Linked DNA regions of Mus musculus: region 1 is linked to region 2. A link is a loop called in an ENCODE intact Hi-C map of the cell type or tissue named here. Cell type or tissue: heart. All regions are shown on one strand. Links, peaks and the distances in the headings refer to the core of each region. The heading gives the core; the rest is flanking DNA. Region 1 overlaps Dclk3 (doublecortin-like kinase 3). Region 2 has its middle 17 kb from the start of Epm2aip1.

Region 1 (8,336 bases), core at 176-8,175, 190 kb before region 2:
CACATACACACACATACACACACACACACACACACACACACACACACTGGGGGAGGGGGGAGAGAGGGAGACAGAGATGAAGATGGAGACAGAGAGAGAAAGATGCATGCACATACCCAGAGAGATGCATGCATGCACACAATTTAAATAAATAAATAAATAAATAAATAAATAAATAAATAAATAAATATTTATCAAGCCTGAGTTTCAGCTCTCTGAGATTTTGTAACAGTTCCTTGCTGGAATCAGTAAGGCATTTGTCAATTGCAAAGCTTAAGTACCAAAGAGCAAAGGGTAACACTTACCTTTCTCAGAAAGAATTTCAGGAGCTACATATGTTGGCGTCCCACACACAGTAAATATAGGCCTCACCACATATTTGGCCAAGCCAAAATCAGCCAGCTTCAAGGTGATAGACTTGTCTTCATTTCGCTGAACCTAGAAGGGATCAGAAGGTCCAAAGCATTAAAACTGCGATGGAAATAAAGAAGGAACACTGAGGCAGTAGTGTGTGTGTGTGTGTGTGTGTGTGTGTGTGTGTGTGTGTGTGTGTGTAACCTGTACCACTGAGACCATAGTCTGTATGTGAACCCTAGGACACTGAGACAGTAGTGTGTGTGTGTGTGTGTGTGTGTGTGTGTGTGTGTGTGTGCAACCAGGGACACTGAGACAGTTGTGTGTGTGTGTGTGTGTGTGTGTGTGTGTGTGTGTGTGTGTGTGTGTGCAACCAGGGACACTGAGACAGTAGTGTGTGTGTGCAACCAAGTCAAAGTAGCTGCTGACATTTTCAACCAAAGGACCAGAGTCAGGTTCACTGCACAATCCAGTTCAGCTTCGTGTGTTATCAAATGTGATATTAAGAATTCATTGATTAAAGCTCAGTTTCTCAGCTGCACTGGGCACATGTGTTTGTCCAAGAGCAACCTGTGAGTTGAGTACCGTGCTGGACAGTGCAGATGGAAACCATTTCCACCAGACACCGCTGTGTTCTAACAAGGAGTCCTGATACTCTGAACATAAACTAAGAACAAGCAGTGGTCTAGAGGGACAGTGAGATGGCTCAGTGGGTATAGAACCCATAGGGTGGGAAGAGAGAGAACCTGACTCTAACCTCCACATAGGATGGCGGCACATGCTCCCACCCCACTACAGATAAACAAATGTACGTTACACTCCACATAGAGCAAATGATGAGGGTCAAACCCAGTACCGTCTTGCTCCAAGTTCAAGATGCATGCAGCTTGAGGGAGATCCTGATGACATCATAGTGTCACACATGAGGTTCCTGCCCCTGCCCCTGCCTCCCCCGACCCCATAGCTGACGTCTCCACAAGCTGCATGTATCTTAATTGCTGAGTCCAGGTCAAGACTGGTATATGAGCAGAAACAATGACAAAGGGGAAGGCTGAAAAACCCAAGAAAGCATGGAATGTGGTGCACACATCCCTGCCTGCCCATCCGGGAACCACTGGGCTTCTGACCCTTACCTAACTCCAGCTCATTTCCATTCTATAAAGTGCTTTTCTTCCTTAATAAACTCTCTCTGTTTCTACCACTATCTGTGTATCCCGGATCCATTTCCATGCTAGAGAACCTGGGAATCCCAGTCAGGGTGTCCTAATCCCAGTCAGGGTGTCCTAATCCCAGTCAGGGTGTCCTGCAGCCCCCTTCCAAGCCTCTTCACATCACTGGCTCCTAAGTTAACCTGGCCAAGAACAAACCATAGTTTCGGACCCAAAGCCGAGTTCTGCTCACTCTGCGCACAGAGGCAGATGCAGCCTGAAAGAGACAATGGAATAATTTGGGCTAGAAAGTCTAGTTGGGAAGGAAAGGAACACAAAATAGTGTTGGCAATTCCATATGGAACTGCCAGATGGACTGTCTCCATCCATCATATGACTACAGAATTGTTGAGAAAAAATGTTCCCCACAAAAATATTTGCAAATATTTCTAGCCAAATGATCAGAATCAAAAGTATCTGGCCAATTCAATACATCAAAATAAAATGGGTACTTCTATCAAAAAAAGTAATTGGAAACCCACAATTCCAAAGCCTACCCCAGAAACTCAAGCTTTGATTTAAGATTGTATTGTGTTTGGTGTCCTGTATATGCCTTCAAAACAGCACATCAGTTTTAAATGACTCTATGAGCCTGTCTAAAACATAATATCATGTTCTTGTCTCTTCAGAGTTCAGCTTTTCCCACCTGGAACACCGCCCATTGCTGGGAAGGACTGGTGTGTTAAAGACTCCGGTTCTACTGTTATGGTTTCTTTACTAGTCTCAGCATTGTCTATTATTGTTTTCTTCTGTGTTTATCTATTTATTTTTGTGAGAGGCAATACATCAGGCATGTACCTGTGTAGATACAGGTATGTACCTGTGTAGATACAGGTATGTAGTGTGTAGATACAGGTATGTAGTGTGTAGATACAGGTATCCATGCAAGGATGAGGACATTGGCTGCCCCACCCCTCCATCTTATTTAATAAGACAGATCCCTCATTGAACTTAGTTTCAGCTAGACTGGCTGGCCAGCAAGTTCCTGGTACCCACTTGTCTCTGTTCTCCAACACATCAATTATACGTGCACAGTCATGGCCAGCATTTACGTGGGTGCCAGGGATTTGAACTCAGGTTCTCTTGCCTTCACAGCAAGCACTTTTACCCAATGACCTGTCTCCTCAGCTCTTCTCGAGGCTGTTGCTGGCTTCACTATGTAAACAGCTTCATTCCACTTAAGGCTATGCCATGTGTGAGTGTTTTGGCACCTTAATATATTGCTTCACCTTAATACCTGTCTTACCTTCAAGTCAGACCTCCACCCGAACAGGAAACTTGTCTAACACTTCTCTCCACCAGACACCAGTTCATCACATATCCATTCCTGATGACCCATAAGTCCATCCCTATCTGCTTTCTCAGTATCCCCTCTGGGATGACAGTAAATAGGAATGCATCCTTTCCAAAGATGGGAAGCAAGGACCGTGAACCGCCCACCTCACCCCAACCCCAAACTGGCTTTCTGAATTCTCTAAGCTATGATCCCAGGACTCCTGGCAAGTCCTTTATGTGGCTTGGTTTCGACTGTGGAGATAGGGAACACTCAGGACTCTCATCTGGCCAAGCAGCCAAAGGCCCCATTAAATGTCCACTTCAATGTCTATGTCTCAAGAAGCTTTTCTGGCTTTCCTGGGTTTGGAAGCCATCCTGCCCTGGATCTACTTGCCTGTGAATCCGCTTACCCCCAACCCACGTCTCCAAGTTTATCAAACCCTGCTGTTCTAAGCCATGTTCTTGCTGGGCTGATCCAGGGCTCTGACAGACAGTCTATTAAGTGATGGCTGCACACAGAATGAATGACTGACTGGTCTGTCTGTCTATGCTCCCCTTTCCAGCCACACCAGAGTGTCCTGCTTGGAATCCAGGTGGTCTGCATTAGTGATGGAAGGATTGGATAACTCCACATGTGCCCCAAAATCTCAAGAAAAAAAATTTTTTTTGAGTTAGGGTATCATGTAGAACAAACCAGTTAGCTCAGGATGACCTTGAACACCTGATCCTCCCACTTCCAGATCCCAAGTTCTCGGATTATAGGTGTGCACCACCATGCTTAGTTAACACAGTGCTAGGGATCAAACCCAGGGCTTCATGCATCCAGTACTCTATCAACTGAGTTACATGCGTGTCCCTCAAGAGAGATCTTTATGTTGTCATCAGTTGGCCTCCACTCTGCCCTTCCACAGTTTATCAATTTAAGCACGGTTATGCAGTCAGTTATGAGGTGCATGCCTGTAAGCCTAGCACTCAGGAAGGTAGAGAATTCCAGGCCACTTTCCACTGTACAGCAATGAAGACCCTATCTCCAAAAAAACAAGCAAACATGCCTTAATAAATAAAATCTAAAATGTACATTTAATCTCTAAGCAGAAGGGGGCAGCAGAGTACAGACCAGCAACCAGGCACCCTTCAACATTAGGCTTGGAAGAGGCTTGTTTATCTCTGCTAAATTCCTGCTTGAATCTTCAAGGTTCTTTAGGCCGTTTCCCTCCAAAGCACATTTCCAACTAACAAGGACTGAAGTGATCTTAGAAGCCACGCCATATCAAAATGCCAGTGCCCCACACTAATTGACACTGGAACATGAAAGGCACCGTCATCCCCTGACCATCACGCTGTTCACAGTAGCCAGGAAATGGAACCAGCCTAGGTGTCCATCACCCAAAAAAAGAAGAATGAAAATGTGGCTCAATACACAGCGATACTTTATGCAGCCATAGGAAGAATGGGATCATGACGTTGGTAGAAAAAAAATAAACAGAATTGGGTATTATTACATTAGACAAAGCAACCTAGACTCAGAAAAATAAATGCCACATGTTTTCTCCAACACAGATCCTAGACTTTCATATTTATATTTGTGTGTAGAGAGGGTGAGTACAGGTCATACCAGAGGAGGAAAAGAGGCTTCCTGGGGTGGGGAGCAAGAGGCAGGAGATAAAGAAAATAATAAAATACCCAGGAGGAGGGGGACCAGCAAGAGGAGGATGGGGGTCCTGGGGAGGGGTGTGGGAAAGGAAGATCAACAAAAACAAAGGGTGTCTGAAAATGGCCACGCCAGGGAGCCATGCAGGCCAGAGCACAGCAGCCTCTAGGCCACTTGTGTTTTTAGCTGAGGGCAGCCTGCTGAAGGAGGACAGTCAGACAGCCTTGTCTCCTAAATTGAATCTGATAGCTTCATATTTCTCTGTACTTCACATCACCGTTGTGTCACTGGAGAAGGAAGATGAGAATCAAAGGAGATGAGGAACAGCGGCTTCCAGCTCAGTCGCCCTGCTGCTCTCTCTGGGAGTCAGCTCCCCAGCCTGTAGACTGGCTCCATCACCACACAGCCAATCCTCCCCACTTAAAAAACACACAGTCCATTTCTACACACCCCTTCAGCAACTTCAATTTTGTGATCTCCTTCACACACACACATGCACTATGAATCTTGAAACAGATACCCGTATCTACTACATGCATATTTTCACCATCCCTGATCCCCTGAACTCAGTCAAGCTCACGCTGCAATAATTACCCTGGAGTCTTCTTCCTCCATCAAAAAGACGAGTTGCACACTAACTAGCTGTAGGTCAGGACACCAGAGTCCTCTCTCCTTGCCCACCATCCCAACCCATCCACAGGGAGGATCACCTGACCCTATTCACTTCAGCTGGATGCCAAAACACAACAGGGAGTTTACCTCAGCCCCAGCCCCAGCTTCCTCCCCTGATCTTACATCACCCCCAACCGACAGGCCTTGCAGAAGATGAATCAGGCTCTTCCAGAAACAACCGAGCCTAGGGAGAGCTAAGATCTCAGAAACTCACAGAAGAGCTCTACTTAGCTGCTTTTTCCAACTCAAAGAATCTTGAGAAATTCAATCTCCAATCTTCAAAGGGCTTCCGAGAACACATTCTCCTAGGAAGGTGGCCACAAGATATCGCTAGCATTCGCTAACAAAATGACCTGGACTAAAGCCCTGTTTCATCTAACTCTGTCTCTTGTGACTCCATGTTATTGCTGAAATCTGTGTTCCTTAATTTCATGAAGTCTGGCCTGATGAGAGGCGCCGCCGTGGTTATTACCAATGTTTAAAATTGTTAATGCCTGGGGCATTAATAAGAAAACAAGAGTGCATGCCTAGCTTCTAGCTTAGGAGAGAGAGTAAGAGCTGGTAGAAGAAATGCCTGTGGATCACGGAGAATTGCTACCACTGAGACCGACTTGTATATCGTAGCAGAAGGGAGAGGGGAAAAGGACATGGAGAATTAAGGTCAACAAAATGGTGGAAGACGTTTATGTCAGATGAAGAATGGGCAAGAGATGTGTGTGTCCTTCTCACCCTGTGGGTCCTTCTTGCCCGAGGCTTTCCTTATCACCCTCAAGAACACATACTTACCAGTGTGCAGTTCCAGCCATATTCAGTAGTGAGATGGCCAGACAAACCTACTTCATCCTGGAACCAACAAGAAAGGATCTGCCTTTGTCTTCACCCAAGCTGTGACCTGTCCCTACAATGCCACCTCCATTTCTGCTACTCCAAGCACTCAGAGCTGTAGTACCTGGGAACAGTGACAAGACCCAGGAAAGGCAGCACTCCACATGTGAGGAAGAGGAACAACTGGTCGCCAGCCCATCTCACTCCTCTCAGCTCCTCCCCTGAAGAAGACTCAACTCTTCCCCCCGCCCCACTGGAGGAGATGATTCTGGAAGGACTCTGCTAGAGCCTAACGTCCCTTCCATCACCGCCCGCTCACACAGATGTCTTGGCTGAGGATACCTGGCCTGTACACTCCCCGTCCTGGGTGAGCTGGTCTAATTACCACCTCTTCTCAGGCTCCTGTGGCTTCCTCCCTCCTTCCCTGGGATTCAGTCAACACAATCCCATTCCCTCCAGGGGACCACATACAGGCAGAAGAAGCAATTAACATGGATATTTCTGCAAGCTGGAAAGTCTCATAATTAAAACTTTCTTTGTAAGATCTCAGGAGTCTAAATAACCCTAAGGGTAGAAGAATCCTAATATCAGGAAATGAGATCAGTGCGACCAGATGAACTTGCCATACAGGAGGCCTGAAACATTACTCCGGGGCCTAATTATCAGATGTAAATATTTCTGTTGATTAAAACATCATGAGAAGCAGCTACATTCATTAAGAGCTTTCAGTGTGCACAGAAAATGTCTGTAAAAAGCAGCTGTACTTATAATCCGTTGCTCCGTCAGAAGTTGGTGTTAAAATAAGCATCCCCCAGGCTTAGCAAAGATAGGTCTAATAGAGAGCCAGCAGCCATCTCTTAAAGAAAGGAAGCGTTGATTTGACAGCACATGTAGGTAAGTGAAGAACACCAACTGATGGATGCTGGTCACCATGGCAACAGTGGTGAATACTGAATCTTGGAAAAACCAAACACATTTGCAACATAATTATTCTCTATCAACAAGCTCGGAAATGGTATCTATCTAAGCCCAGACAACAGAAGTTGTCAAGTCCAGCAGAAGCCTCATCTTTGTCTGAAGAAAACCAAAAGCCTGGCACTGGATAATGTTTAGACTCTAGACATGATATGCCAAACTGACTTAGGCTGAAAAAGGACAAACGTGTTTCATGAGTGTGATAGACACCTGTTTCAACAAGTGATCACCGACAGATCACCCAGGAAGAGCAAGGCATTACCTCATACACAAAAGATGGCTCACACACAGCTTCCTGCTGTTTTTGAAGCTGTACATGTACACATGTACACGCACACACATATATATACTTGTACATGCATAAAATTTGATGTGTTAGAATAGCAGCTTGAGTCTGCACACCAGGCCAAAACAGTTCCACATGTAAGAGGTTTATTGGGAGAGAGGGGGGCAAGGAAGATGGCAGCGGAAAGAGAAGTGGAGAAGAGAGAGAAAAAGGTGGGAGGGAGCTTTCTTTGTGTATGGGTAATGATGTAACACTGGTAAAGGTGGGAGGTGAGCCAAGTGGATTCTGGGAATATGGTGGCTGTTGCCTTGGGAAAAGGTCTGTGGGTCCCGCCGATGTGATGTCACAGGTTTCAGAGGTCCTGATGCCAACCAAAGTTTATTTGGAGAGAATAAAACTGACCTTTTTTTTTTTTTATCAAAATCAAAAAAAGTTCTAAATGCCAACTGGTCTGGTAGCCATGAACAGATTGTGTGTTGAGCTGAAAATACTATAGCTATTCACCCACACAAGACTTGTACACACATACAAGTACACACACATATAGAAAATATATAAATATGGCAGGGAGAGAGACTAGTTGGGAAAAATAGAGTGAGCAGCATCAGGAGGGGACAAGATGCTTGTAGGAGATGAATCTGCTCCTAATATGTTGTATGCATGCATGTAAATGTGAATGATGAAAACTGTTAAAAAGAAAAATTACAGCTAATCTGTAGTTTGCCATCACCCTTTCTCTCTCTCTCTCTCTCTCTCTCTCTCTCTCTCTCTCTCTCTCTTTCTCTCCCCACACACACACACACCACTGCCTTAAAGCACTCAAAGATCTCAGCTGTGATATTTAATTCTACAAAGATCTGCGTCTGCTTAACCTCTCAGAGATATTTGTCTACACCGAACACATCACCATTACAGTTTCTACTTCCCAGAGCAACTTCCCATTCTCAACCAGCCACGGAGCTCACTCTCCAGTGACACACTGCTGCCTGGTCCATCCCTCGCACTGTGAGAACAAGCTGAGCCACAGACAGATCCCAGGATCTTGTCCTGGTCAGAAAATACAAGGTAAACCAACTGTCCCCAAGTAAAA
Region 2 (8,336 bases), core at 134-8,133:
CCAAGTCTTCACTCTCTTCCTAGACCAGCAGTTTTCAACCTGAGGGTCACAACCGCTTTATGGGTCGCATATTAGATACCCACACGTCAGATGTTTGCATTATGACTCATAACAGCAGCAAAATTACAATTATGAAGTAGCAACAAAAATAATGTTATGGTTGGAGGTCACCACAGCATGAGGGACTGTATTAAAGGGTTGCCGTGTTAGGAAGGCTGAGAGCTGTTGCTGTAGACCATTCTCTCTGTACTAAGAACCTCCTACTTGTTTTAACAAGGGAACTCTACCATCTCTGTAAGAACTTAGCCGACTTGGGATCTCAGGTTTGTCCTTCTAAAACAGATGAGGCATCAATGTGATGCCATCAGCTAAAGGGTAGCAAAGGGGATATCTGTTTGTCAGGGCCTTGGGAGCTGTGGACAGAACTTGAACCACACGCAACTGGAGTGTCCACACACCTGCATCCTTTAGTCTATGGGGCAGGAGTAAGGACAGGGAGACAAAGGGGACAGCTATGGTTTCTGGGTCTGGGTCACCATTCCACGCTCGCCTTGCAGGTAGCCTGCACTCTCGCTCTCGTGAACCAGGACTACGGCCAAGAGGCCCCGGCCATGCTTGAGCATCCTCAGCAGCCTCATCAATTAGTGCATCCTCCCGTGGTGTGTCCTAGCTCACTGGCCCTCAGCAGCTGCTCCAGCTCCTGAGGCTTCTTCTTCCTGACAACCAGGATGTGTGTGTGTGTGTGTGTGTGTGTGTGTGTGTGCAAGCATGGTACACGTGTGCATGTGTGGGTACAAGTCAGTGGCTCTGCATCTGGTGTCTTTTTGTTTTTTCGAGACAGGGTTTCTCTGTGTAGCCCTGGCTGTCCTGGAACTCACTCTGTAGACCAGGCTGGCCTCGAACTCAAGGAGATCTGCCTGCCTCTGCCTCCCGAGTACGAGTATTAAAGACACCCACCATCATCGTCTGGCTTCAGGTGTCTTCTTTAATCACCTTTTCTGTTGAGAGAGGGTCTCTCACCAGCCCTTGAGATCGCCAGTTTGGTGATCTAGCTGGACAGTGAGCTTCCGAACTTTGCCTGTCACCGCCTCCTTTCCCATCCTCGGTGCTGGGCTTCCAGACATGGACCACTTTGGCCAGCTTTTATTGTGGGTGCTGGGAATATGAACTTAGGTCCCATGCTGGATAGTTTTCCATCAACTTGACACAAGCTAACGTCATCTTAAAGGAGGGAACCTCAATTGTAAAAATGCTCCCCGGTAAGATCTGGCTCTAGGCAAATCGGTGGAGTATTTATTGAATTGGTGACTGGACTGAATACATCCTTTCTTCCCCTACTTGTTCTGACCGTTGTGTTTTACACAGCAAGGCAGCCCAAATAGCCCCTCCTCTCTGTAGCAGGTACCATAATGACTAAGCACCCCCTTAGCCTGTGGTTCCTCACAGATCAAGCCAACTCCTGTAACTGGAGCCCTCAAGTGTGTACAACACATAAGTCAGAAATCCGACTGCCCACAGTAGTCAGACAGCTATCGTGAGTACAGCTGAGGTGAGTACTTCCCAGAGGTGAAGCCTACAACAGACAGAGCTATTGTAAGCGTCACATAAATAAATAAATAAATAAATAAATAAATAAATAAATAACGCTTTTGATGTTTTTGGATACAGTTCTAGAAAACTTAATTGTATTACCTGGAAGTTCCCTGTACTGGCTAGTTTTGTGTGTCAACTTGACACAAGCTGGAGTTATCACAGAGGAAGGAGTCTCCCTTCAGGAAATGCCTCCATGAGATCCAGCTGTAAGGCATTTTCTCAATTAGTGATCAAAGAGGGGAGCCCCTTATGGGTGGTGCTATCCCTGGGCTGGTAGTTCTGGGTTCTATAAGAAAGCAGGCTGAGCAAGCCAGGGGAGGTAAGCCAGTAAGGAACATCCCTCCATGGCCTCTGCATCAGCTCCTGCTTCCTGACCTGCTTGAGTTCCTATCCTGACTTCCTCTGGTGATGAACAGCAGTGTGGAAGTGTAAGCTGAATAAACCCTTTCCTCCCCAACTTGCTTCTTGGTCGTGATGTTTGTGCAGGAATAGAAACACTGACTAAGACATTCCTATTTAACTAATTCAAAATTTTCATGCAGTGTCCACTAAGTGAGACCTAGCCACAGACCAGCCAGATAGGTCAACAAGGTGATTAGCAGTAATAACACTAAACAAACACCTACACCAGACCTACTGGCTAAACTGAAGCAATCCATTCTGATCTCACTGACTCCCCTCTGCAGTTAGAGGAGTGTATGGGATTTTGTAGACTGTTACCTTTTGGGATGTATACATTTTTATGTGCCATGAGTACTTTGCCTGGATGGATGGATATGCACCGCTTTCGTACCCTATGTCCATGGATGTCAGAAGAGGTCTTTGGATCTCCTAGCCCTGGAGTTACAGATGGTGAGCTGCCATGTGGATGCTGGGAATTGAACCTACGTCCTCTGCAGGTGCTTCTAGTACTCTAAACCGCTGTGTCATCGCTTAGGCCCCTGAGCTGTGATTTTTGCAAACTTCCAATTCCTACCCTCTTCGGTCTTGCAAATTCCCAGTGTCCCTGTCTCCATGGTAACCTGCTATGGCCCAGGCAGCCTCTGCTTCTTTGCTTCGCTCACACTGTTGCATAGGCAGCTTTTCACGGTTTGCTTTGGTGAGGTGCAGAGCTCCCCAAAGCTTTAGGTATTTATGTTCCCAGCTCCGTAGCACTTAGCTGGCACGATGCTGCAGAATGAATAAAAAACAGTGCATCAGTAATGGTTATGAACGTCACAAAACTACTAGCAGTAATTCTAGAGTAGTATGCATGACATATCAAATACACACACACACACACACACACACACACACACACACACACGCTGAATCAAGTGTAGGGCGAAATAATATTCAGCGGGCATATTACATGAAAGGAATTTACATTAAACTGAGAAACTGATTCTCATGGGGAAATTAGGAATCATGATGTCAAATGTCCAAGGACAGAACGCCTGAGATGGCTCCGATTAGCTGGGCGCACTGAAGGTGGGATTGTAAGGGAAAGGACAGGCGAACAGGGCAGAGGGAAAGGGGTGCGCGTGCTCTGGTGGAGAAGCGACTAGAGTGTGGGGTGATGAGAACAAGAACACGCTGCTGGCGCTGTGCCATGTCTCATTCAGAGCTGACTCACCTGAGAAAGTTTTGTGTTTTCAGGTGCCTTGGGGAGCGACTGCGGCCCAGAGGACCCAGAGCGTAGTCTGCTGCCCCCGTGTGGCGGGAGCGCATACTGCAGCGCCCCGGCGGAAAGCTTTACCACCAGAGGGCGCAAAGGGCTCGACCTCTCAACAGGCCTGTAGACCCGTGATGTCATTTGTGTATTTTCCAGAGTTCTTTTTACAGGAGTGGTGATCAAGCAAATGGCCAGCTATCACCCCACCAACCAGGATCCTCTCCTCTGCTTAATCCTTATCTGTTTCTTCCTTACTGTCCTAGTTAGGGTTACTATTGCTGTGATGAAACACCATGAACAAAGCAATTTGGGGAGGAAAGGGTTTATTTCAGCATAGACTTCCAGGTACACTTTCACGGAGGAAAGTCAGGGCGGGAACTCAATCCGAGCAGGAAGTTGGAGGCAGGAGCTGATGCAGAGTTGGGGGGAGGGGTGCTGCTTGCTGGCGTGTTCCTCATGACTTGTTTAGTCCCTCCCCCATTAGTCACTAATTAAGAAAATACAGCAAGATCTTATAGAGGCATTTTCTCAACTGAGGTTCTGTCCTTTCAGATAACTCTAGCTTGATATAAAACTAGCCAGCACACTTACTTCCTTATAAGTTGCTAGGTCTGGAAAGCCTCATTTAATAACATAATACACACACGCACACGCGCAGGCACGCACAAGCACACATTCATCCCAGGACCTTCTACATTGCATTTGTCATATGGAATTGCTGAACATTATATAATAATACGGAAAGAGGTATGGGGAGGTTACTTAACCAATTCCTTTAGATTTTTGGTAATAGAGAAGCCAAATCAAATTAGCTTAAAGGAGGACATGCTGGCTCCTGACAGAGATGGTAAAGGAAGTTGTCCTGTCCTAGTAACAATATAACAGCTAGAAAGATTTCAGGAGCCTAGAGTAAAAGCTTCCCTTTGTGACTTTCAGTTCCTTCCCTACATTTTTGCTAATTAAGACCAGCCAATTAGCCTTTCGTGGACAAAGCCATCTCAGTTAAACTTGCTAGTTCCTCACTATTAGACAGAAGAGACCCAGCAAATCTGAGGAAAACATGTACCTGAATGACAAAGGAACAATAACAAAATGACCTCTCAGGAAACGGGGAGGGGGGGGGGGTGGGATGTAAACAAAAACTAAGGGCCAGTAAGATGGCTCTGCAGGTAAAGGTGCTTGTTGCCACGGCTGAGGAATGGGGCTGAATCCCCAAAAGTCATACTGTAGAAAGAAGAGACTTGACTCCAGGAAGTCGTTCTCTGACATCCACACACATGCTATAACACAAATGTGCCGCACACACACACACAAATAAATAAATAAATAAATAAATAAATCTGTAAAGTTTAGGCTGAGAGTGATAGCAAATACCTTTAATCCCAGCTCTCTGGAGGCAGTGGCAGGAACATCTCTATTTTACAGAAGAGTCCCTGATAGCAAGCAGAGGAGATGAAGTTTAAAAATGCAGAGACAGGAAGTTGAGAATAAGTACGGCTTGAAACCAAAATTAGCAGACTCATAAACTAAACACCATAGAACTAAGAATCACAATGTTTCGTCTGTCACATTAGCACACAGCTAGATGCCTAAGAATGTCAAGAAGTGGCATGTATATTATGAATTTGGACTGGGGACCTCCATTTCTAGAAGACAACGTCACATTAAGGGACAGACTCAGGAATAACTGTCACAGCGTTTTTATTTAAATATGGTAACAGGGCAAATGTCGGAGAAATTACTAACTCCCTTCCCCTAACAACAACCCACCAAGAAATCATTACCACAGCAGCAGAGGTGTGAATGTGTGTTAGGGGGAGGGGGGTGAAGAGACTTGACATGGGCTTTTAAAGTTTTGATATAAAATGCATTTCATGGCCTGGACATTGGCCATGTAGGTGTTTAATTATAACAGTCTATTAAGATGTGTTTGTACTGGAGAGATGGCTCAGCAGTTGAAAAGCACTGGCTGCTCTTCCGAAGGTTCCAGGTTTGATTCCCAGCACCCACACATGGCAGCTTACAACCACCTGGAGCTATACTTCCAGAGGATCTAGAAAAGTAACTTTATTCGCCTGACTAAATTGTCATCTCCGAGGCTTACTGCCTTACCTGCTAACTTTGGCTTAGTCCCGGAAGCTTCTAGCCTGGAATAATCTAACCTAGGCTAGAATGTTTTCAGTTTGAGACTTGCTGCTGAATAAACTCGCCCTTTCTCATTCGTTCTGAACCTTCACTGCCTGATTCAACTCAGCTGTTCTGGCTCGAACTCCTCTACAAGTTGACTGATTTGATCTGGCTTCTCTTTTCTCTCTCCCTCTCCCTCTTTCCCTCTCCCTCTTTCCCTCTCCCTCTTTCCCTCTCTCTCATGTTTTGCTCTGCTTGGCCTCAAACTAACTCTAGCAATCTGTTCTAATCCCCTGGCTCCTTCTGTCTCCACCTGTGTCTAGCTTGTTCTCTCTTTTCAACCTGTCTCTGTACAACCATCCCAGTAAGACTGCCTCCTCTCTCTCTCTCTCTCTCTCTCTCTCTCTCTCTCTCTCTCTCTCTCTCTCTCTCTCTCTCTCTCTTTCTCTGCACTGCCCCTTAAGTAGCTTCCCTTTCCTCTTTCTTATGAGACTTGGGCACATCCTATTCTGTCAAATCATTCACTGATTCATCACTTTGCCCCTCAATTAAACATCACTTACAAACGGGTGCTTCCTTCTACAAACTAACTTGACCTTCATTGTTTGGGGTTAGAGATGTGAACGAAGGGCAGATCTGTATTTCTGCCAGAGGGATTAAAGCTGTGTGCTGAGGGCTGAGCCACGCTGTAGTGCCAGGGAAATGTTAGTAGCCCCCAAAGAGTAGACAGGAACCAATCTGATACAACCTACAACACGGTCTTTATTTTATTTGTGCTAGCTCGGGACACCCCCAACACACCACCATCACACAGGACGGCTTTGGTGGTGGGGGAGCCCCGAGTATCCATGAGGCAAGGCTTTATAGTACGCAGCAACCAGGAGGTAAATGTGCAAGCATCTAATTGGAAAGCTCCTGTGGCCTTTAACATAATTGGCTGGTGCTGGGGGTCACATCATAAACTTAACTTCTGCTCCCCTCTGCATTGGTGGTCGTTAGGCAGGAGGTGGGTTTGTAACCAGGGTGCAGGTTTGTTAGGGGAATAACCTGGAGATGCTGGTCTTGTTGGGAATTAGTCTAGAGACTGGAGCTAAGCTCGGGTTTTGTTGGGGGGCAACTTGGAGACTGATGCTAGGTACCGGCCTGTTAGTTTACCTGAGTTCAAATTTAGGTCAGGTGCTCTAAAATGGAGTCTGAACCTAAAAGATTTGGCATCTCAACACCATGACTAGAAACAGCTAAATTTAGTAAATAACACAATCTTGGGGTTCACAATGTGACCAAGTATCTTGGAACAGGGACCCAGTGCCCTCTTCTGGCCTCTGGGAGCACCACACACATACATGGATCCCAAACATACATACAGGCAAAATACCCAGCCAGACCCATAAAAATTAATTAAAAAATTTTAAATCAGAATTCACAGAAACTAAAAGGCAGATGGAGGGGGGGAGTCACGCTGGTAAAAATGGCTAGAATAGAATAAAAATTAGGTCATTTCAGAATAAAATTTAATGCTGTAGAAGTAACCAATAGAGAGGAAAACCAACGGCACGACTACAAAAATAAGTCTGTGGCGAAAAAGGAAGAAATGGATGCTTAATGATTAAAACAGGGAAAGGCTTAGCAGGCTGGCGGGGTGGCTCAGGGGCTAAAGGTGCTTGCTGCGGAGCCTGACCACCTGAGTTTGATCCCTGGCATCCACATGATGCAAGGACAGAAAGTTCACAAGTCGTCCTCTGGCCCCTACATGTGCACACCCCCACACAGTAAATAACTCTAATAAATGTAAAGGCAAAACACAACCCATTTTAAAAATGAAAATATAATTCACAATATACAGATATACATGTGAAACCGAAATTTGAAAAATAATGAAGAAACTGTGCAGTGAGTGGCTGTCATTAGGGTGCATGAAGGACAGAACAAGGACACGCAGGCTCTTCTTATCTTTCAGCATTCTGAATCTTTTAATCACCCAGAGTCTTGTGTGCCCAGGCCAAAATGAAATATTGTTTGCTGAGGACTTCCTTTCTTATGTCCTGTTGCTATGGATAGGTTCATGTCGGCTGCCTGCAGCCATTCATTAAGTGGACCCTGGTTGCCTGGGAAACCAGATCTGCTACCAAAAGCAACAGCAAAGCTTCCTGCTCACCAGGCACCTTTCTGATCTATCTCTTGCTCCCGTGCAGTGCTGTCAAGCCATAGGAAGCCAAGTCCCCTGACACTGGCTAAGAGGTCATCTAAGAGGTCATAATACTTAGCAGCGACCCGCTCCTCCTCATCTGTGACAAATATGCTCATGAGAAGTGCAGCAGCAGCTTAGTAAATGTCATACCTCGGTGTTGATAAATACCATTCCCCATACATCCAGCTTCACACATACAGTGGGGTTCCCAACTCAGGTCTGCAATCTTACCCATCTTACTCACCAAGCCAATCTCCTCAGCCCTCATTTTTAAAACAGCATGTGTTCTATTTAATGTAAACTTGATTTGTTTTAAAGATTCTCTCTCTCTCTCTCTCTCTCTCTCTCTCTCTCTCTCTCTCTCTCTCTCTGTGTGTGTGTGTGTGTGTGTGTGTGTGTGTGTGTGTGTGTGTGTGTGTGTGTTGGTCTGGTGCTGCTATGTATTCAAATGCTAAATTCTGTACCCCAAGATCTGATTGTTCTAAGACAAGGAGATCCTCACATATATCAGCCTTTGTTGTGTAAACCTGGACCCTGCCCCCGCCCCAAGTTATCCCTGATTGGTTAATAAAGATGCTTACACCCTGGGCTGGGTGAAGAAAGGGGTGGAATGAACTTTCCAGGCCCAGGGTTTCAAGCAGGGACCCTGAGGAGAGAAGAAAGGAAGAGGAGGAAGAAGTCACCATGGGGTAGTCGCTGTGGGGTAGGTAGATCGTGAGCACATAGCCATGAGGGCTGGCCTGATGGAGTAGGAGCAGCCCGGGGCAGAACATA

The links. Hi-C counts contacts between places; a loop is a spot of excess contacts. Peaks named below come from ENCODE experiments on the same cell type or tissue, not always from the same donor. Only the 100,000 strongest peaks of a DNase experiment are listed, where the experiment ranks them.
Region 1: it touches region 2 in a loop (9-fold over the local background); 8 of 42 quality-filtered maps call a loop at or near these places.

What each region holds. Positions count from the first base shown.
Region 1 is chr9:111,474,720-111,483,055 of GRCm38, reverse strand. It overlaps Dclk3 (doublecortin-like kinase 3), which reads right to left. Exons shown (of 5, transcript NM_172928.5): 3 at 306-438. Among named protein-coding and RNA genes, the nearest start is that of Dclk3, 40 kb to the right of the region's middle. In heart, for the core only: a CTCF peak has its summit at 3,948 (motif pointing right); no DNase peak of the experiment used is centred there.
Region 2 is chr9:111,285,025-111,293,360 of GRCm38, reverse strand. No RefSeq gene overlaps it. Among named protein-coding and RNA genes, the nearest start is that of Epm2aip1, 17 kb to the right of the region's middle. In heart, for the core only: no CTCF peak of the experiment used is centred there; a DNase peak (open chromatin) is centred at 3,300; H3K4me3 peaks cover 289 bases; H3K27ac peaks cover 327 bases.